Regions from separate parts of the Homo sapiens genome. Here region 1 is linked to region 2. Evidence: chromatin loops called from intact Hi-C (ENCODE). Cell type or tissue: Caco-2. All regions are shown on one strand. Each heading gives the region's core, and the rest is flanking DNA. Links, peaks and the distances in the headings are about the cores only.

Region 1 (10,890 bases), core at 1,507-9,506, 79 kb after region 2:
TAAAGCCCCACTCACTAAATGTAAGCTGACAGATCAACACATACCAAATAGATACATTCCCCTGCTAGGTGGTCAACAGAAGAAAAGAAGATGAGAAAAGAATCACTGGAAGGTTGAATCTGCTTGAGAGTATTAATCCTAGTGTACTCAGACAAATCCCCACATTCTGAAATGAAGAGGTAGGGACCACAGGGCCTACACATCCTACCATCACTAGGTCCCTCCCAAAGTACAAAATCAAGAAAAACTTAAAAAAAATGCATCTTAATCTTTTGTAAATTGTAACTGAATACATAAATTATGCTACTTAATGCTTTTAATAGAGAAATAATGAAAAGTTTCTACTAAAGTTTAAAACTAGCTAGAATTTATCTCCTCAAATCAACCTGCATCCTAGTTTTCTTTTTTAAATCAGTTTTTTTCCTTTTAAAAAAATTGCATTTACTTACTCTTCTGTGTTGACTAACAGGAAGCTCAGAGCAAATTTAGGACTCAATTGCCAAGAACTATTTTATCCTAGGCTCTTTATCTTTCCAAAACCTTAATTTTTTTTTTTAGATTCAGATTATCCTACTCTATGTGTGTTTTACTATTGTTCTTGGTCCAAAATAATTTTTATAAGTAGAGGCAGGGAATATATTATGAATAAAATAAAATGTCTTAATGAAAATGTAATATTTTCATACTTAAAACTGAATTCTTCCTTTGTTTAGTTTCAACATTCATTCAACATATATTAATTAACATCTATGCGCAAGGTACTCTGCTAAGTGCTCTGCATGAAATACATCTGTATGGGTCAAAAAGGGGGCATGAAATATTTGTACACACATTTGCACACACAACGCAAGATACCAAATGTTATATAAGAAGAACCAACATTACAAAAGTACATAGGAAAGAAGGATCTTTCAATCTATTGAGAAGCAAGGGCATTTTTAGATTTGAAAAAAAAATTTTCCTCTTTATTTAAATATAAAACACATTTATAGCATGCAAGTTGACTTAAAATTAAATGGTGTCTTCCCAGACCAAGTATTTGTGAATGTATCCTCAAGCACTGAAAATAAACCAACATATTCGACAGATGGACTCAGACTCTTCTGTCACCTCATGTCAAATGGAGTTAAACACAAATTGAGTAGAATTTTTAAGGGGAAAAACTGTCATCTTTTGGACATACAAAAAAGTTGTCTCATACATCAACTATTAAATTCCTTGGCTGATAAAAGGATCCATCTTGAAAAATAACATAACTATATTTTACTATCTGGGACATACCCTGTGGTAATTGCTATATAAATGAGAAAAGAATGCTGTTCATATTTCTGACTACTTTAAATACTTTCATGACTTTTTTTTTACATTTATTTTATAACCAAACTTCATGTTTTCACTCACTACTTTCTTTCTTTCTTTTTTTTTTTTTTTTGAGACAGAGTCTCGCTCTGTTGCCCAGGCTGGAGTGCAGTGGTGTGATCTCGGCTCACTGTAACCTCCGCCTCCTGGGTTCAAGCGATTCGCCTGCCTCAGCCTCCCGAGTAGCTGGGATTATAGGCGCCACCACCACAACTGGCTAATTTTTTTGTATTTTTAGTAGAGATAGGGTTTCACCATGTTGGCCAGGCTGGTCTCAAACTCCTGACCTCAGGTGATCCACTCACCTCAGCTTCCCAAAGTGCTGGGATTACAGGCGTGAGCCACTGCACCCAGCCTAATTTATTTAAAATAAAATATATATTAGTAATTAAACCACACATAATCTCATTTAGTATATCCTTAGGAATTCCCGGCTTTAGAACTTTTCTGAAACAAAAAGCTTATTTCTCCTATTACAGGAATCTCAAAAAATATTTTAATGGCATAAAAGATAATTCAAATAAAAAGCTTTATTATACAAAAAATATGTCTATTTTCTGATTAATATCAGTCTGTCTAGAATAATAACAATTATCATTATTAAGCTATGTGAATATCAGAATTACTTAAGTTATTCAATTATTTAATATTTTTCCTTTCTTTCTGAAGGCAAAGGTACTTGATAGTGAACTGGGAGTGGCAAGGAATAGATATTTGTTGCAACGGAGGACAGTAATAAGAAGGAATGAACATAAATTGATATAATAGGAGCATTTAGAATATGACTTATATTAACTGCTATGATACTTGGGCCATAAGCCAGAGGAGATGGTACAGTCTTCTTTTTAAAATTATATTTAAAAAAATGTTTGGAACTCAGACCAATCTATACATAGAGTGACAAAGAATGAACTCTAATAGTTCTTCCTTCTCTCTAGTTATACTGAATTGATACATTTTTGGAATCTGTCTAGATTTATGTAAATACAGACTTAAGCCTCTACTCACCGAACTTTCAACTGTATCAGAAGCATTATCTTCCACAAAATACATTCCACATTTACCTGCAGAAAGTAATTGGATATAAGGGTTTTAAAATGTATGTGCACACTACCATTCATGGTTTAATGCATGGTCTCTGGAGTCCTTTGGTCTGAATTTGAATCTCACTACCTCGACACAGTTCCTGGCACTCAATAAATATTTTTGAATAGTATCCATGAAGTCTTGGGCAAGTTGCTTTACCTCTTTGTGTCTTAATTTCTTTATTAAAAAAAAAGGTTGCAGGGAGCTCTATTTCACAGAGCTACTATGGAAATTAAATTAGAATATATGCAAAATGCATATGTGCTCAGTGCTAAATAAATGTTGGCTATTTATTATTACCATTATTCTTACATTACTAGCATATAGATTTGCTTTATTTTGTTCCACACTAATTGAAGTCAAGTGGTAAACCAAATTATCTAGCCAAAGGGAAATCCTTAATTATTTTGCAGACTGAGACACTCAATAGGGTAGAGTAGGCCCTAAACATAGCCTCCAACTTTTTCCTGTTTCATAGGCTGGCTGTTGCTAACCCATGTCCCTACATCGTGTTTTAAAATGTTGGGAACTTCTCTGAGGTTCCGCCCCCTGCATGCTCATCACCCTCGAGTAGTGAAGTAGTGAAGTAGTGAAGTAGTGGCATGGCTAGCTCAGAGAAGGGTACTATCTCCATCCTTGTGACGGTGGGGCTCAGTCCCAGCAGGCTTGAAGCTCCATATCTTGGACCTTGGAGGCTATAGCTTACAACATTCATTCTCGAATTTGAAGGTACATCAAATCACTGGAGGGCTCATCAGAACATAGACTGCTGGGCCCCACCCTCAGAATTTCAGATTCATCAAGTCTGGACTGAGGCGTGAGAATGTGCAATTCTAAGAAGCTCCCATGAGATGCTGATGCTACTAATTCAGGGTTCTCACACTTGGAGAACCTAGCCTACAGCATACAGATTGATTCTTTAAGGGAATAGAGATCAAGTGGTATAATTGTTTTCCTTCATATTTTGAGAATAAAATTTTCAAACAAATATAACTATATAGGTATCTATGGACTAACAATCTTGTCCTTTCTCTCAGAAGCACAATAGAGAATATAAATTATGGACAATCTTAAAATAGACATATTTCTTATGGACAGTTATATCTGATAAAATAGTAGGTAAGATATCAACAATTTTTCACTTTAAAAAATCTAAATTGGCATATAATAAAAGAAATGGTTAAATATAAATTTGCATATCATGAAGAAACAATTTTATAAAAACTAAAATGCTATTCATGTGCTTTTCAGAACACAAGATATCATTTCTTCACATTCATGACTCATATGCAATTACATATAATGTTAAGGCAAATTAGCCTATATGATACTACAGAAAGTTTATCCAATTTAATGGCATGCTGTCAAAAAACACTTTAAATAATCTAAGAATCAAATAAGGCAGGGTGAATATGTGCAAAATTCTTCAAAATTTGACTTACCTAGTAACAATTCACCAGCTGTCTCTCTAGATGGTGCAACACTGATGCATCTTCGATTCACTCTGTCAAAACATATTTAAAATTACTATGACTAAATGTTCTGACCAATTTCAGAGAGGATATGCTTTATTTTACCTAGTAAAAGATTTCTGCAAAGCAGACTAGATAGAGTTCCAATAGCATGAGGTATCTTGTCGAAACCCACATGAAAATATTAGCTCCTTTTTAGCATTCTATTAGAAGAGAAATGACTGAAACGCCTAGAAAAGGCTAATAATCCCTATAACCTGTAGACAGAATATAGAAATTAAGTTATTTAAAAGAGATATCAATATTTTATATTTTCTAATAAATAAGCAAACATTGTTTCATGCCTCTGATACTTCAGATACATTTTTTGTGTGTGCTCTATTTATTTTTGTATTATTATTTTGTATTATTTATTTGTTATATACTATTATTGTATTATTTACATTATTATGAAGGTAATTTATCAAATACATTTTTAAAAAAGCCTAGTATTCTAGGAAAAACAGAGGATTTGGAATCAGAAAGTTCCTTTGTGTTCTTAGCCAATTATCTTCTTTGTGTCTCAGTTTTTCATCTATGAAATGGGTATAATAACAACCACAATAACTGCAATGATAATACTATCAATAGTTAATATATAATAACATACTTAATACTCAACAACGCTATGATACCTATTATTATTTCTTCATTTAATAGATGAGGTAACTGAGACAGAGAGGTTAGGTAACTTGCCTAAGATTAAAGAGCTAGTAAGAGCAGGAACTGGAATCTAAACCTTTAATCACTACGTTATATTGCTGCTTGATGATACCACCAGCAGCTCTATCTATATTAATAGATAGAGATGTTAAACAGTCAATTACAAAATATGTGTGTGTATACATATATATGGGTATATATATATGTACCCATATATGTGTATATATATACATATTTATATGTGTGTGTGTGTGTGTGTGTGTGTGTGTGTGTGTGTGTGTGTGTGTATATGTAAACTAACAAGGGCCAGAACATGATGACTGAAATCCCATGAACTCTTGCTGTCAGAAATGTCATTTCCTTTTGGATTTTGGCCATATAACCTTGTCCTCCCTTGAGCCTTTCCTGTTTAGGATTTTTCTGAAAATGATGGCATTATATAAAATAAATATTACATAAACACTACAATAAGCTGTTGTATATTCATGAAAGAGTGAAGGTCTATTGATTCAAAGTTACCTTATAGATTCACTTGCAGCTTTGTCTTTGACAGTAGAAGAGAAAGAAGAATGAGTTTTGTCTTCAAACAGGTAAGAGAGTGGTGGTTTGACAACATCTGTTGAGGAGAAAAGTAAATATTATCTTTATCTAATGACCATAGTTCTCTGCTATATTTATATGTTGAGTCAAGAAGCCACTATTACCTTCTGATTTCTGTCTATCCCTAAGGAGATACTTATTTGGAATAGTTAAATAACATCTCTGTAAACGTCTCCTCTCTCGATTTGGCCCTTCTGTTGGATCCAACTGCCATGAGGTTGGATAGTAGATGGGGTCATACCATACTGCTCTGCAAGTAAAAAGATTAAAGGGTGTTTTAAGTGACCATCCAGGACTTGTAGCTATAAAAAAAATCATTATAGAGATTGAGTAAGTAAGTCACAACTGATCTGTTAATTTAAAAACTCCAAATGTTTATATATTTGATCAGGGAATGCATATACAAGTAGAAGTAATAAAATCTAAGTGTCTTTTTGCTCCTGAATCCCAGTCTCCCAGTTCCTCGCCTGAAGGCAAGCTCTGCTTCCAGTTTCTTTCAACTATTAAATTTTTTAAAAGATATGTAATGACTACTATGAACACTTTAGCAACATAATACAACATGCTGGATTTAATATGGTTAGGTAAATTTTTTTTCCAAATTAATTTTTTACATTTCCCATTTTGCATTTTTTTTTTTTTTTTTTTTGAGACAGAGTCTGGCTGTGTCGCCCAGGCTGGAGTGCAGTGGCGTGATCTTGGCTCACTGTAATTTCTGCCTCCCGGGCTCAAGCGATTCTCCTGCCTCAGCCTCCCAAGTAGCTGGGATTACAGGCTCCCACCACACCTGGCTAATTTTTGTATTTTTTTAGTAGAGATGGGGTTTCATCATGTCGGCCAGGCTTGTCTCAAACTCCTAGCCTCAAGTGATCCACCCACCTGGGCCTCCCAAAGTGTTGGGATTACAGGCGTGAGCGCCCTCACCTGGCCTCATTTTGCCTACTCTCTAATGAAACAAATAAAATCAATTTCTTTCTGTGGTATGAATCACATTTTTAAAAAGATTTTAAAATAAATTTTATCTTAGATGAAATAAGACAGGAAAAACATATTAAGTACATTTTTAGAAATAAATAAGAGAAAAAAATACCCTTATTCATACCCTAAACATACCAAAATACTGGTAGCGGTTGTTGTCTTTTTTTTTTAAAACGTGCATCTGTTTTTAATTTGTAGTTATGATCATTATGATCATTTTTCTATAACTTGCCTTATTTTACTGAAACAGTATTATCTTTATCTCATCATTTTGAATGGCTGCCCAATAAAGAGGTAGATGCATTGTAATGTATTTAACCATATTACGGTTTATAACTTGTTTCTAATTCATTCACTAGCATAAATAATGCAGAGATGAAAACTTTTATGTTTACTTTCTTTTTCTTTTTCTTTTTTGACAGGGTCTCATTCTGTTGCCCAGGCCAGAGTGCAGTGGCATGTTCATAGCTCACTGTAGCCTTGAACTCCTGGGCTCAAGTGATCCTCCCGCCTCAGCCTCCCAAAGTACTAGACTACAGGTGTGAGCCACTGTGCCTGGCCTGCCTTCCATATTTCGAATATTTTCCTTAGGATAGAATCACTAAAATAGGATAACTGAAGCTAGAAGTAAAATGTTTTTAGGATGATTAATACATATTGTCAAAATGTACAATGCCACCAAAGTTCTGAGTAAGGACAGCTAATATCCTGCGGTGAATATTAGCAGCCAAAATTTTTGTTAACATAAAAAGTAAAATGTGGTATCTAGAGGTTCTAGAAAACCAAATTAGCCTCTAGCAATATTGAATATTTTCCCGTGTGTTTGGTAATTCATTTGTCTTATGTGAGGAATGTGTTCATGCCTTTTGCTCATTCAAACTTCTGGGATCATAATATTTTACTTTAGAATCTGTGTAAGTTTTTCAAACAATAAAAATAACTTTATTTGCTGAAAATATATTTCCAGGCTTTTTTGTTCTTGTTATGGTTGTTAAATACACTGGAAAAAATTAAGGTTAAAATCCATTGATTTATTTGCAGTTTCTTCTATTGCATTTGAGCTTAGAAAGTCATCTATCCTTCAAAGAGTTGACAAATATCCTATTATCTTCTACTTTATAAACTTTTCGAGTAATTCTTTTATCCATATGGAATTTACTTTAGTGTCTAATGTTTAGTGTATTTTAGTACACCAAAGTCACATGAATAAGTTATCTTAACTAAATTTAGAGAATAATACCTTGATTTCCCGCTTTTTGTTATTTGTAATACATATTTTAAATTAGTTAGAAAAATATATTTTTCTCAACCATCCTGTTTCAGTGATTTCTCTATTCTTTTACAGACCATATTTTAAAATTAAGCTAATTTTACTATCTAGATGAGCTACTGCCCCCCTCATTACTTTTCTTCCTCAAGAATTAAAAAAAACTCATATGATTATTCTTTAAGATGAAAAAAACATCACAAATGATTAAACAAAAAATTGTTTAATGAAATGATTTTATGAGTCTGAATTCCGGAATACAAATTCCGTTTAACATCAATATCTTAAATCTTCATGGAAGACAATTTTAACTGACCTCCCGCAGCTTACCTATCATGTGTCAGCTGCTGAATAAGTTCCTGCCAATGTCTGCTGGCACTCAAATCTACTTTATACATTCCTCTAATATGCTGGATCACCTTTTTTCTCTCATTTCCTTGGGAGAGAGACACTGCCTGGGTGATATCTGCAGCTATTTTAGATATATCCTTTGATTTTGAATCCAGACGCTGAAAGAGACTAAACAAATAATAAGATTGTCCATAGTTAAGCATACATGGAACGTATTTATCAGAACATGATACTTTAAAACTAAAAGTATATGTGAAATCTAATGGATTCCTAAAATACATGCCTTTGGAACATATAAAATCTTACCTTTGTTGATTATTGTTAACTGTTTTCTGCCAAGCAGCTTTATTCACTCCTTCTTCAGTTTCATATTTCTTTTGTTCCTAGAAGATTTAGATAATAATATACTATATAAAATTTATTATTTCTCACCTAACATTGTCACAGAGCCCAACAAACTAATTTTAAAACCCAGTTAACAAAGGAAAAACAATTGTCCCTAGGAGACCAGAATATTAAAATAAATGAACCATCTAAACAATGTTATAATGTTATAATTCTGTGTCTATATAATTTAGGTCACATAAGTTAGAGTAGAATGGTTAACCAGGGTTGCTAAACCTGATGAGTTTACATAGTTGCTTGCCTCCTTACTCTGCTTTTTCATTAAAGAACCTCTAACTCAAGGTATGCTTCAGCTTGCTTGTCACTTTAAAAATCTTTCCTTCACTGAAGGCTACTGATAATGGATACTGATGACCACAGAGAACAAAATGCTCCTTAAAATAAGCCTATTTTTTCTCACATAGACAAAAGCAATATAGTATATAGGAAAAATAAAATAAAATAATCATTTCAAGTTCATCATCAATGATAGCCTGTTCTTAAAAAAGTAGTGTCAATCATTCTTTATCTATGATGGAATCTCCTAAGAAAGTACTATGGTTTCATTGACTCACCTCTTTGATCATTTTAATAAGGTCTGCTTTTGTTGATGCACTGGGAGGGATGCACTTGTGACCACATAACTTCAAAGCATTCATAAGCAGTTCTGCTGTGCCTAGCTCTTCTTCAGTCAATTCACCTTGGTGATTATGTATCAACTCTGACAAATACAAAACTAACTTGGCTCCATGCTTTAAAAAAAGTAATAATTTTTTAGTCATTTAGAATTTTAATTCTTACATTTAAATTACTTAGTAGTAATTAAATTATATTGCTAGATTTATTTGGTTGCATCTGATTTAAATAAAGCACCTACAAAAGACATTCTGAGGATAAGTACAGAAATCTGATTATGCACTGAGTATTTGATGACAGAGGATTAATGCTAATTTTGTTAGATGTAATAATGTTATGTTACATAGGAAAACATTTAAAAAAAAGAATTTAGAGGTAAAATATCATAATTTCTATATATATGTTAAAATAGTTCAGAAAAAGAAGAAATGATGTCAATATAATAAAAATAGTAACAACTGTTAAATCTAGGTGATGGTTCCATGGTATTTATTACGCTATTCTTTCTAGTCTCTGTATGTTTGAAATTTTTTCATATAAAATATATTTTAAAAAGCAAGCAAACTAGCCAGCTAGCTTTTGGGGAAAGAATTTTGGAAAGGACTTGCTAAAGGAATACAGGAAAGAAACTGGGATAAAGGAAGATAATTTTTAGTTTTTCTCACAGAAAAACTGAACTAGAAGGGAAAGCTTCCTTTAGACCTTAAAACTTACTGACTCTTCTTCCTTTGGTGAAATTTCTGGAACTAAAACCTATCTTTAGTTTGTAAGCATTCACTACTCCCTAGAACAAAAGGTGAAAAACTCGCAAACCCCACGCAGACAATTCTATGTATGTATCCATGGCAGAGTTGTTTTAGCCAATCTTTTATTAACAGGCCCTAAAACCAAAATTCACAGTGTTACTTAAGATAATGACAATTGGCCTTTGCAGCACAGACCTAAACCAAACGTTCATTCACGGTTTTTTAAGTGGCCCTTACATGCTGTAGATATTACACCTGATTCTACTGTGTACAGTATGTATTATTTAGACAATAATGTTGCCAACAAGTTAAACATATATATTTTACTTTAAAAATCAGCATTGACACAAATATCACTGTATTTAGTTTTATGACATTTTAAACTGTGAATAGTATTAAATGTCAGCAAATGGATCTGGAAATGATTACATTTTGGGTGATATTTAAATTAACATGCTGAATCACATCGTGTCATTTCCCAAAAGCAAAAGATGAACATATGCAATGGTGAAAATAGTACAGCTCATTTTAATGCAACATTTTAAATTAGTCAGAGACAGCTGCTACCTGACCAAAAGAGAAAAATGAACAGAAGCTCTGTGAGTAAAAGGCCTAAAGAGTTGGCAAATAAATAAAAACGGTACATGACTAAAAGACTTTCCTAAGTGTGTCTTAAAGGTAATGATCTTGATATAACTTTAAAAATATTTCAGTTTGGTATTCAATGACATTCAAAAATTATCTTGAAAAACTATCAGAAATGTTTTTATTCATTGTGAATATCAAAGGAAACACATGATTTTCTTAAACGCTTAAGTTGTTTCTAATATCTCATTTTAATACCCTCTGATCACTTACTGATGATCATTTCAGGGACTATAAAAGGTGTCACTGGGAATAGATAACAAAAAACTCTTATTTTCAGCCCTTAAAAAACTGATTTAAGGAATTGAATCTGTTAAACATGAATCCTTAGAAAATAATAAAGTGCTAAAATATGTAAAATATTTCTTTTCAAAGAAGGTTCTAAGAAGGAAGAGTTCTGAGTAGACTACAGAAAGGGAGAAAGGTTTTAAAGAAGGTATAGAGTGATCTGGGTCATGGCCAAATGAATGGATAGAATGAGGATATAGATAGACAAAGGAGAGAGAGGTGTTCTGTGCTGGTGGACAATATGAATAAAACAGCATGACTGTAAAAATAAACAGGATGTGAAGAGGTTGCAAGACACAAAGATATGATTATCTTGAAAAGAAGAGGGTCAGCAGGCTGGAGAGTTAATCAGAATCAAGTTGTAATGGCAAAGAAG
Region 2 (10,890 bases), core at 1,441-9,440:
CACATGACACGTCTAGCCCAATCATTGCCCTTCTTTCCCCTTGTTGCCCACTAACCTGGGCTCCTAGCCCTATCCGATCCTCGGAGACTGGGCCTTTGGTGACCCACAAACCTCACGGCCATGGAGACGAACAGTTCCTCCATAGCTCCCTATACTTCCTCACTCCTGGGCACCCAGGGCTCCTTCCCCAGTGAGCACGGCGTCTTGCACACAGCCGGCTTTCCCTTATCTGCATGGCACCTGTCACTCTGTCTACCAATTTCCAGCAGGGAATCTGATTGCCCACCAGCCACCATTCAGTCTAACAAGAACTCCTTGGCAATTAGAGGAATTTGGAACGCTCCAGCAAGCTCACTGAACTGATCTCTTTTTAAGCACCCATTGTTTTCTCTGCAGTAATTTTTTTCTTTCAGCAGCTTTTCTAGCCCCTATTTCTTAACATTTCCTAAAATGAAAATTTCATTTGTGTTTTTACTTTTGATCATTTATTAACAGTCTTTGGCTTATTCTTTAGAGGTTTTTAACCAGCTTCTTTCAGTCTTTCGGTAGTATTACCCTGCAATCTCCTTTTCTTTCCTGATACCATTTAGCTTTTCTGACTTTCAATTAAAATATCCTTGCTATCCACTGTTGATAGGTTATTTATGTAGTACTTATACCTCTATTAAAGGAGTTAAATTTTGGTTTCTGGTTTTAAAAAAGAAACAATCTCTCTACCTGAATAATACAAGTCTCTATGCCTAAGTATATCTAGAATGAATAAAAATACCAAATTTTAAAAAAGGAAAACCAGCAAGATTAGATAGCAGTATATCCTTAAAAGGTGTTTCAAGAACAAAAATCAGGTAATATTTTAAAGTTACTACTTCAAAATTCCACGAAGAAAGGGGCAATCTTCTGACATACATTATTAGGCATTCTCCCCTCTCCAAGCAGAAACTGAGACAAACTAGGAAAAATGTGATAGTGAAATAAGTGAGATGCAGCTATAAATAAAAGAAGAAATTGTTGGGTACAGACCTTAGTCTTTGCTTTCTGCATAAGCAGTAGTTTTGTGGTAGGCGTGGGTTTGGGCGTGTAGGTCTTGGGGGAAGGAGCATTGTACACATTTTACAGTGTTCCTGCCCTCCTGAGACAGCTGTGGCTCTTGCTTCCCCAGGGGTCAGGGTCCATGTTCCCACCTCATGTTGTTTATTTATTTTGAGGCCAGAGTGCAGTGGCACCATCTCAGCTCACTGCAACCTCTGCCTCCCAGGTTCAAGTGATTCTCGTGCCTCAGCCTCCCAAGTAGCTGGGATTACAGGCGTGCACCACCACGCCCGCCTAATTTTTTGCATTTTTAGTAGATACGGGGTTTCACCACGTTGGCCAGGCCGGTATCGGACTCCTGACCTCAAGTGATCTGCCTGCCTCGGCCTCTGAAAGTGCTGGGATTACAGGCGATGTTCCCACCTGATGTTCTATCATTTCAAAGAATGCACTGAATATTGGGGGACTTCAGGGACTGTCACTTTTGCTTTAAAAACTGTAAAGTGAATCTAGGAAAAGCTTTTTTTTTTTCTGGTTTCTCCACCATCAGTTTGCATGAGAAACGCCAATCATAGGACTGCTGGGAATGGCCCCTTAGCTGTGCTGTTTCTGAGCCAGGCCTACATCCTCCACTGGCTTCCTTGGGCGAATTTTAAGGCCTATGAGCACTGGAGTTGTGCATGGAGGTGGGGGCCAACAGGAAGTCCATTGTCCTAAATAGTCATTTCAGCCTAACTAACCCCATGGTGAGGCTGCTCATTAACAGGCAAGGCATCACTGTAAACCTTGCATTTGCATTTACACCTACTATTTATTAAGTGCCACAGCCATCTCTTATCATGACCGGTCACTGAGCAAACCCTACATTTCAAAAACAATCCAGTTTATAGGTCCTCTGTCTGTTTCTCCGGGCTGGAAAAGGCTTTCCATTTATCAACTTAGTTGTCCCCCCAGTCGCCTCTTGCAGGGAACAGGGCCAGATCAGATGGCGGCTGGTTCCCCTCCCCCGCCTCATACAAAAATCAGGAAAAGGAGTTGCGGGAGGAATCGAGAAGCCGGCCGCAGAGCCCAGGTCCCCCATGGCTACTGTGAGGCATTCGCCGCTGCAAATTTCCTGTCCACTGTGGGAAGCGGCACACCTCACTCATGAGCAGACGACAGGACTGGCACGTTTTAATGGAGCACACGGGCGCAGCCTAGGCGGCCTTTTGCTCCGGCTGAGAGGCACGGGCCCGGTGCCAGCATTTGACAGTCCTGGGAGGCGACGGGTAGAGGAGAGACGCGGCAGCCGCGGGGCCGGGGAGACGGTGGGAGGCCCGGCGTCCATCATCCACTTTATTACTTGATCAAACTTTAACATTTTCGGGTTTCCTAACACCTTAGCCCCAAATACTCGAAATGAAGCAAATCTTAAATTAAGGAGTCTTTCCCCACCACGCTCTGTCCTCCTCCCCACTTCACCCTCCCGCCGTTTCGCGTTATTTCCAAGGCAATTTAAAAAATCAAGCCAAACAAAGCTCCCCGGTTGCTGCCGGGCGCGCGCGGCGAACGAAGCACATTTCAGTTCAGCACCAGCCTCGGGGACAGACGCCATCAAGGAGGTGAGGAAAACCACCCTCAGCTGCGGTGGCTCCAGCGTCACCCCGAGTGCTCCCGAGGCGGCGTCTGGGCTGCTGGGGAGCCAGGAGGGCTTCCTCAGGCACTCGCCAGAAACATTTCCCCAAAGAAAACGCCCAACCAGCCACGCCATCTCCTGCCACTGAGGTCCTTTTCCACGGGGGACGTCCCCGCTGGGAAAACAGCAAACGCTCTGTGACCTACAAATGGAAGAGGGGACCCCCGAGCCCCCGCCTGCCTCATGCCGGAGGGACCGGGCGCCCCCAGCCCCGGAAGCCCCTGGACGCGCTCCGAGGGGGCTGTCCACACCCGCGCGCGGGCTTCCCCGGGGCCCGGCGGGAGGTCCCGGGAGAGGAGGCCGAGGGAACCACAGGTCTTTGTGTCGCGTGCAGCAGCAGCTGGCGGCGTGAGGACCACACCGGCGCCAGAGCCGTCTCCCTAGGTCCGGAGACTTTCACCCCGAGTTTCCCTTCCGCGTCTGGCTGCACCGGGCTGGGCTCTCCCCGCGGACACCCGGGGCTCCGGCCGGGCGCCCACTTACCCGGAGCGGGATCACGCGCGGGCTTCGTCTGCAGCGCGGTGCTCGCGGGGGGCGGCCAGGCCGAGCGGCATCGCTCCGCATCGGGGCGCGGGCCGGGCTCGGGTGCAAACGCGCGCCTCGTGCCCCTCCCGCCGCCCGCGGGGTCTCCGCGTCCCGTCACCGGCCCCGCCCCGCGCCGCGCCTCCCGCCCTGCAGGGCCCGACCACGCGGGCCTGGGGGCGCAGGCGGACCCTCCCCCGGCCCTGGACGCTGGGGGCTTCTGCTCGGCCCCCTGTGCCGTGGGGGCCCAGACTGGGGAAGGGAGAGCCGGCGACTCTGCGACCCTCGCCCCCGTTCCACGCTGGCCGCGCCCACTCCGCCGCGGGGTCTCGCCCGGGAAATCCCGCCCGCTGCCACCGACGTCACTGCTGCGTCACCGGGGCTCCCGCGCTCCCCGCCCCCGCCCCCGCCCCAGCCCGGGCCCGCGCCCCCCGCCCGCTACTCGGGCCCACGCCCCCTGTCCCAGCAAAGGGCCGCGCCCCCGCCCCGCCCCCCCGGAGCCCGCGTGGCCGGGGGACCACTGGAGGGGTCTGTGGGGCGGGGCCGGGGGGTAAATCACTGGGGGGGGGTCTGGGGGGCGCGGCGGGGGGGAGATCACTGGAGGGATCTGCGGGGCGGGGCCGGGGGGGAAATCACCGGAGGGGTCTGGGGCGGGGCCGGGGTTGCTGGAGGGGTCTGGGGACGGGGCCGCGGTCAGCGCGGGCTCCCCGAAGCCTCAGGTACCGCCCTCGCTCGGGGTGAGCTCCAGCGCCTGGGCCGTTGGGGCGCGGGCCGCTTCCCACCCTGCACCAAGGGACGCCTCGGAAGCCTCCGGCCAAGGCGGGGAACGGCGGAGAAACGCGGAATACCTGTGCGAATTCGCGCGGCCGCGTCGCCACTAACCCGGCGAAGGCTGACCCGACGTTGCTGAGTGACGGGGACCAGGGGCCGGCGAGGCCCCCACTCCGGGGGGAGCGAGGCCGGGAGGGCGGAGGGCGCGTGCTGGAGGCGGGGGTGCCCTTCGCGCCCCGGTTCTAGGAGCGACTGCTCTCCAGGCCTCGTCCCTGTGGCACCGCAGGCTTTTGCGCTGGAGATTTTAAAACACTTTAGTGATTACAGCCCTCTTCCTTTCAGGGAAAAAACAGTTTAAGCGCCGTCCATTTTCCGACTTGGTAAAATAATACGAAACCTTGGGAATAGAGAAGCAACGAAAACATTTCACGCAGTGTTGGCAAGATTTGTAGAAAAGGAGGCCAATATTAATTCCCTTTGTGAAAACAACAACATAACATCATGATGAACGATTAGGAAATATTTCGGGAAGATCTGGGCGCCTCATCCTCATCCGCCGTCCACAAGCGGTCCCTGCCACAAAGGACACAGGGCGCGCTTGTTGCTCAGATCCCTGGCCCCACTGGTTGGACCTTGCCCTACACACACGTGTACCTTCTCGGAGCCCAAGGGCCAGATTGGATGCGAACGCGGAGATCACAAAGGCCCGTAAACACGGGGCCAGCAAACACATCGGTTTTTACAAAGCTCTCAAGTGCCCATTTAAGGCACAAAATTAAACCTTGGCAAACCGACGAAGCCAGTCCATGTCCACCTCACAGACTTTTAAAAGTGAGAAAGATATATGAGTACTGCATTGAAAATTCAAGCAAATCCAAACCCTAGCTCATTGTTTTCACCCCAAAATCTTATTTCTCCTGCATTTCCTGCCCACCTCCCGCCCCCGACTGGTTGGCTAAGGCAGAATCCTAGGTTTCCTTTTATCCCAAATCCCAATCTCAATTAATCAATCACAAGGGAAATCAGTGTCTACACTTTCAAGCGCATCATTTCCTTATTTTATCTTTCTAATTGTTACACTATCATTCAAGATAGGATCATGTCAGTTTTAAACAGGAGGAAGAGGTCAGTCAACAAGTGGTTCCAGAGTGGATCCCAAGACCAGTAGAATCAGCGTGTCACCTGGGAATCTTTTAGAGATGCAGACTCCCAGGCCCCACCCAGACCTAAGGAATCAGAAACTCTGGGGGTGGGGCCCAGCAACCTGTGATTCCCCAAACCCTCCAGGTAATTCTGATTCCGTTCATCTCTGGACATCACCCAGGATAGCTGCAGTAGTGTAAAGTCTGGCACCAGGACCCTGGGTATCAGTTTTCTTTCTTCTTATTTATTTATTTTTTTTGCGGAGTGGGAGGGAGTCTCGCTCTGTCGCCCAGGCTGGAGTGCAGTGGCGCGATCTCGGCTCACTACAACCTCCTCCTCCTGGGTTCAAGCGATTCTCCTGCCTCAGCCTCCAGAGTAGCTGGGACTACAGGCGTACGCCACCATGCCCAGCTAATTTTTGTATTTTTGGTAGAGATGGGGTTTCACCGTGTTGGCCAGGATAGTCTCGATCTCTTGACCTCATGAGCTGCCCTCCTCGGCCTCCCAAGGTTTTTCTTCTTTATTCCTAGTCATATCCTTTGTTCTGAAGTCTTCTTTGTTTATATCTATATAACCACTGCAGATTTCTTACTATTAGTGTTTGCATGATATGTGTTTATATCCTTTTAATTTTTAAATCTATCTGTATCTTTTTTTTTTTTTTTTTTTTTTGAGACAGACTCTCGCTCTTGTCGCCCAGGCTGGAGTGCAATGGTGCCATCTCAGCTTACTGCAACCTCCGCCTCCCAGGTTCAAGTGATTCTCCTGCCTCAGCCTCCTGAGCAGCTGGGATTACAGGCGTCCACCACCACACCCAGCTAATTTTTGCCTTTTTAGTAGAGACCGGATTTCAACTTGTTGTCCAGGCTGGTCTCAGACTCCTGACCTCGGGTGATCCTCCCACCTCGGCCTCCCAAAGTGCTGCGATTACAGTCGTGAGTCACCACGCCCGGCCTGTATCTTTGTTCTTAAAAGTGGGATTCTCCATCTTCGTAGGCAGCACAGAGCTGGATCTGCTTTTAAAATTCAGCTTGACGATCTGTCAGCTTGACAACTAATAGTAAAAAATCCGCAGTGGTTATATAGATAAAAACAAAGAAGACTTCAGAACAAAGAATATGACTAGGGATAAAGAAGGAAAACCTTGGGAGGTCGAGGCGGGAGGATCATGAGGTCAAGAGATCGAGACTATCCTGGTCAACATGGTGAAACCCCATCTCTACTTTTAATTGGAATGTTTAGTTCATTTACTTCTTATGTAATTATCATGTGGTTGGGTTTAAAACTACCAACTTGCTATTTGTTTTCTGTTTGTCCTATTCTTCATTCCTTTTTTCCTGCCTGAGTATACTTTAGTATTCCATTTTATCTCAAGTATTGACCTTCATTTTCCTCCTCTTTCTTTGTTCTAGGGTTTATAAAATGCATCTTTAATTTACCGTCGACTACCTTCAAATAACATCATGCCACTTCTTCTTCACTATTAGATTCTTTATAGTGTGTGCTTCCATTCCCCCTCTTCCATCCTTTGTATTATTTTTGTTATATCTCCCTTTTACATAGGTAATAACCCCACAGAACATTATTTTACTTTAAGCTGTCAATTTTCTTTTGAAACATTTAGAAATGATTTTGAAAAATCTTTTATCATTTCTGATGCTCTTCATTTATTTGTGAAGATCCAGATTTCTATCTGATATCATTTCCTTCTGCCTGTAGAACATTTTTTAACCTTCTTTTGGTAATACAGATTGGCTGGTGATTGTCTGTTTTTGTTTTTCTGAATATAAGTATTTTGCCTTTGTTTTTGGAGGATTTTTTTTTTAGATTGACATCTTGAAGAAGTTTAAAGATATCATTCACTGTGCTTGCATACTTTCTCTGAAGAAATCTCCAGGCTAGGCACAGTGGCTCACGCCGGTAATCCCAGCACTTTGGGAGGCCGAGGTGGGTGGATCACCTGAGGTCAGGAGTTCGAGACCAGCCTGGCCAACATGGTGAAACCACATCTTTACTAAAAAATACAAAAAATTAGCTGAGCGTGTTTGTGGGCGCCTGTAATCCCAGCTACTCGGGAGGCTGAGGCAGGAGAATCACTTGAACCCAAGAGGCAGAGGTTGCAGTGAGCTGAGATCACACCACTGCACTCCAGCCTGGGCAACAAGAGTGAGACTCTGTCTCAAAAAAAAAAAAAAAAAAAAAAAAAAAGGAAAAGAAAAAGAAAAAAAAAAAAAAGAAATCTGCAGATCTTTATCCTTTTCCTGGATATGTAATGCGTCTCTTTTTCTATGGCTGATTGTCAAGTTTTCTATCACTGGTTTTCAACAGTGTGATTATGATGTGCCTTGATGTGGTTTTCTTTGTGTTTATGCTGCTTGGTGTTCATTGGATTTCTTGGATCTGTAGGTTTACAATTTTTATCAAAATATATCAAATTAAAAATTTTTCACCCATTATCTTGCTCTTCTCCTTCTGGGACTCCAATCACAGATATGATAGACCATTTGATATTGTGCCATAAGTGCACCACCACACCCAGCTAATTTTTGTATTTCTAGTAGATGCTGTGTTCTTTTAAAGAATAGGGACTTTGTTTTGGAAGGTGGTTATTTACAGATGTTCGATCCTTTTGATGGTTGTCTTAAAGGCTCGTAGCCATTATTATAGGATTAGTTTATTCTAGGACTAGTTTAGCCTTCCTACTAGGGTGTGACTCTTCTGGGGTCGCAGTTGAATGCCTGTGTGTTCAGTGAACTCTTCCCCTTTGGTGGGTTGGAACTCAGATGTATCCGAATCCCCTGTGAGCTCCGAGAATTGTTCAGCTTACAGCTGCCTGTACATTCTTTGCTCAGACCCATGGAGCTTTGTGTTATGCACATACAGCTTAGTATTCAGCCAGAGCCTCCATTGGACCCACAGGCATTACCCTGTAAGTGAAGATAATCAAGGGTGGGCTTCGTTTTTGTGAAAGACATTATCCAAAGACAAAGAAAAGCAACCAGGACTTGGTGGTTTATTTGGGTTTGGAAAGTTTTCCTAAAAACTATTAAGAAAAGAAACAATGAGACATAGTATCTGTCCATCCGGCCTGTGATGCTTGCTTCCTTTCTTCCTTCGTTTCTTCCAAGTATGTACCTAATCTACCCTATTCCAATGACACTGTACGTTGCTCAAAACATTTAAAAAATTCCTCTTTTGGAATTACTTGCAGAATCACGATTTTTTTTCAGTACCTTGTAACTATAACTTGTTTTTGACTAAAATAGTTCTAGTTTTCAGATTCAGCTGTGATGATTTCTGTTTTCAATCTGGATCTCTTCATTGCTGGGCAGCAACCTACTGTATGGTACTCTGTGCCACAAATTCTGGTTTCTCAGCCTCCCCCAAACTCTGGTCTCCATTTCCTCATCTCAGCGTGATTTCTGTACTCTTCTTTGGATCTCCTTCTGCACTGTAGCTACCTTTTAAGTACAGAAAACCAAGACAACAATAAGATTTACTCAGTTCATTTCCCTTCCTTCAGGCATCATATCTTGTGCTGTCTGCTTTCCACACTGAAAATCATTGCCTCATAGATCATCTCGTTTCCCAGTTGTTTTTGATAGCGGGGTAAGTCTGATCTCAGTTTTCCCCAAGTGGACAGAGGCAGAAGTTCCCATTATAGTTTAACCCTCATTTCCCCCCATCCCCTCTTCCACCTCTGTCTCTGACACACTGAGCACTTCCACTCCCTGTCTTCTTATACCTTTGAGTCTTGGTTTCCTTCTACCTTGGCCCAAATCTGGTAAATTTTTGTCTTCAAGATTTATATTTATATATATATATATATATATATATATATATATATATGTTTTTCTTTTTTTTTGAGACAGAGTTTCACTCTTGTTGCCCAGGCTGGAGTGCAATGGTGTGATCTTGGCTCACCACAACGTCTGCTTCCCGGGTTCAAGCGATTCTCCTGCCTCAGCCTCCCGAGTAGCTGGGATTACAGGCATGTGCCACCACGCCCAGCTAAATTTTGTATTTTTAGTAGAGATGGGGTTTCTCCACATTGGTCAGGCTGGTGTCGAACTCCCGACCTCAGGTGATCCACCTGCCTCGGCCTCCCAAAGTGCTGGGATTACAGGCATGAGCCACCATGCCTGGCCAAGATTTTCCTATCTCTTTAATATCTTTGGGAAACCTAATCTGACTGCTCCCCACTTCCCATTTGAGTCACCTTGATATGTAGATGCTTCTATTATAAAAGTTACTTGGTTGTGTCACAGTTCTCTTTTTACATTTCCTTTCTCATCGAGTTCTTTTGAGAGCAGATTCTCTGTCATAAATCTTTGTATCTGGTATGTTGTAGAAGCCCAAAAATGTTAAAAGAATGAGCAACCATGCTCTATGTTTAATGGGACATCAAGAAAAACCATGTACTCATTGATTTGCTTAAATTTAAATTTTTTTTAAAGATTTGGCAAAGGTAGTTTGGTGTATGAGTGGCCTCACTTAGGAAGGAAATTACTAAAAGAACAGCGTTAGCTTTTGAATGTTATTCCTCGATAAAAAGTTCCCAAGCATCAACTGATAACAGGATAATAAAAACTGCAAAATATTGTCTAATATGGAGCGATTTACTGCATAGAGAAAATATAAGGATTACCAGATTGAAAGAGAGACAGGTTGCTTCTGGCACAATTTGTCCCTGAATGATAATGAAACTGTTGGTCTTAAATAGGGCTCTAAATAAGCCTTTTTCAGTGGATCTAAAAGGAGCTTTTGTCGTTTCTGACAGGACATGTGTACACAACTCTTGTCACTTTTATGCTTGTTTTAATATTTGTATAAGAACTATCCCGAGATAAATAAGGAAGAACTGTAATCTACTAAAACGGAGGACAAGAAAAGAGTTAAGAGACCCTTTAGGGGAGTCAAATAAGTTCACTCCAAGGAAAGTGTGTAAGTGAAGATAATCTAGTGTGGGCTTCATTTTTGTGAAAGACGTTATCCAAACACAAAGAAAAGCAAGCAGGACTTGGTAGTTTATTTGGGGTTGGGAAGTTTTTTTAAAAATGATCAAGAAGGACGGGCACGGTGGCTCATGCCTCTATCCCAGCACTTTGGGAGGCCAAGGCGGGCAGATCACCTGAGGTCAGAAGTTCGAGACCAGCCTGACCCATATGGTGAAACCCTATCTCTACTAAAAATACAAAAATTATCCAGGCATGGTGGCACGCACCTGTAATCCCAGCTACTTGGGAGGCTGAGGCAGGAGAATCTCTTGAACCCGGGAGGTGGAGGTTGCAGTGAGCCAAGATCACGCCACTGCACTCCAGGCTGGGCAACAGAGCAAGACTCTGTCTGAAACAAACAAACAAACAAACAAACAAAAAATCAAGAAAAGAAACAGTAAGACATGGTACCTGTCCGTCCGTCCTGTGACGCTTGCTTGCTTTCTTCCTTCGTTTCTCCCAAGTACCTAATCTACCCTACTCCAGTGATACTATGCATTGCTCAAAATCTTAAAAAAATTCCTCTTTTGGAATTACTTGCAGAATCACACATTTTTTTTCAGTACCTCGTAACTGTAACTTGTTTGTGACGAAAACAGTTCTATTTCTCAGATTCAGCTCTGATGATTTTTGTTTTCGAAACTCATAGATGTTCACAAGAGAAAGATTGTCCAACACAAAGTATATACCGAATAATTGGTTGTAATAACTGAGGAAATTTAAAGTTCAGGAGAACACAGTGGCAGAGACTAC

The links. A loop is a pair of places that touch in the nucleus more often than their neighbours do. Peaks named below come from ENCODE experiments on the same cell type or tissue, not always from the same donor. Only the 100,000 strongest peaks of a DNase experiment are listed, where the experiment ranks them.
Region 1: it touches region 2 in a loop (2.5-fold over the local background); 4 of 110 quality-filtered maps call a loop at or near these places.

The regions. Positions count from the first base shown.
Region 1 is chr1:235,725,709-235,736,598 of GRCh38, forward strand. It overlaps LYST (lysosomal trafficking regulator), which reads right to left. Exons shown (of 53, transcript NM_000081.4): 32 at 8,775-8,951; 33 at 8,122-8,198; 34 at 7,795-7,983; 35 at 5,324-5,469; 36 at 5,139-5,235; 37 at 3,888-3,949; 38 at 2,368-2,423. Among named protein-coding and RNA genes, the nearest start is that of GNG4, 81 kb to the left of the region's middle. In Caco-2, for the core only: a CTCF peak has its summit at 6,122 (motif pointing left); a DNase peak (open chromatin) is centred at 6,103.
Region 2 is chr1:235,646,475-235,657,364 of GRCh38, forward strand. GNG4 (G protein subunit gamma 4) reads right to left here and starts at 3,310. Exons shown (of 4, transcript NM_001098722.2): 1 at 3,188-3,310. RefSeq lists enhancers at 1,515-1,809, 4,275-5,126 and a silencer at 3,175-3,284. In Caco-2, for the core only: no CTCF peak of the experiment used is centred there; DNase peaks (open chromatin) are centred at 2,627, 3,057, 4,057, 4,627 and 1 weaker place; H3K4me3 peaks cover 2,872 bases.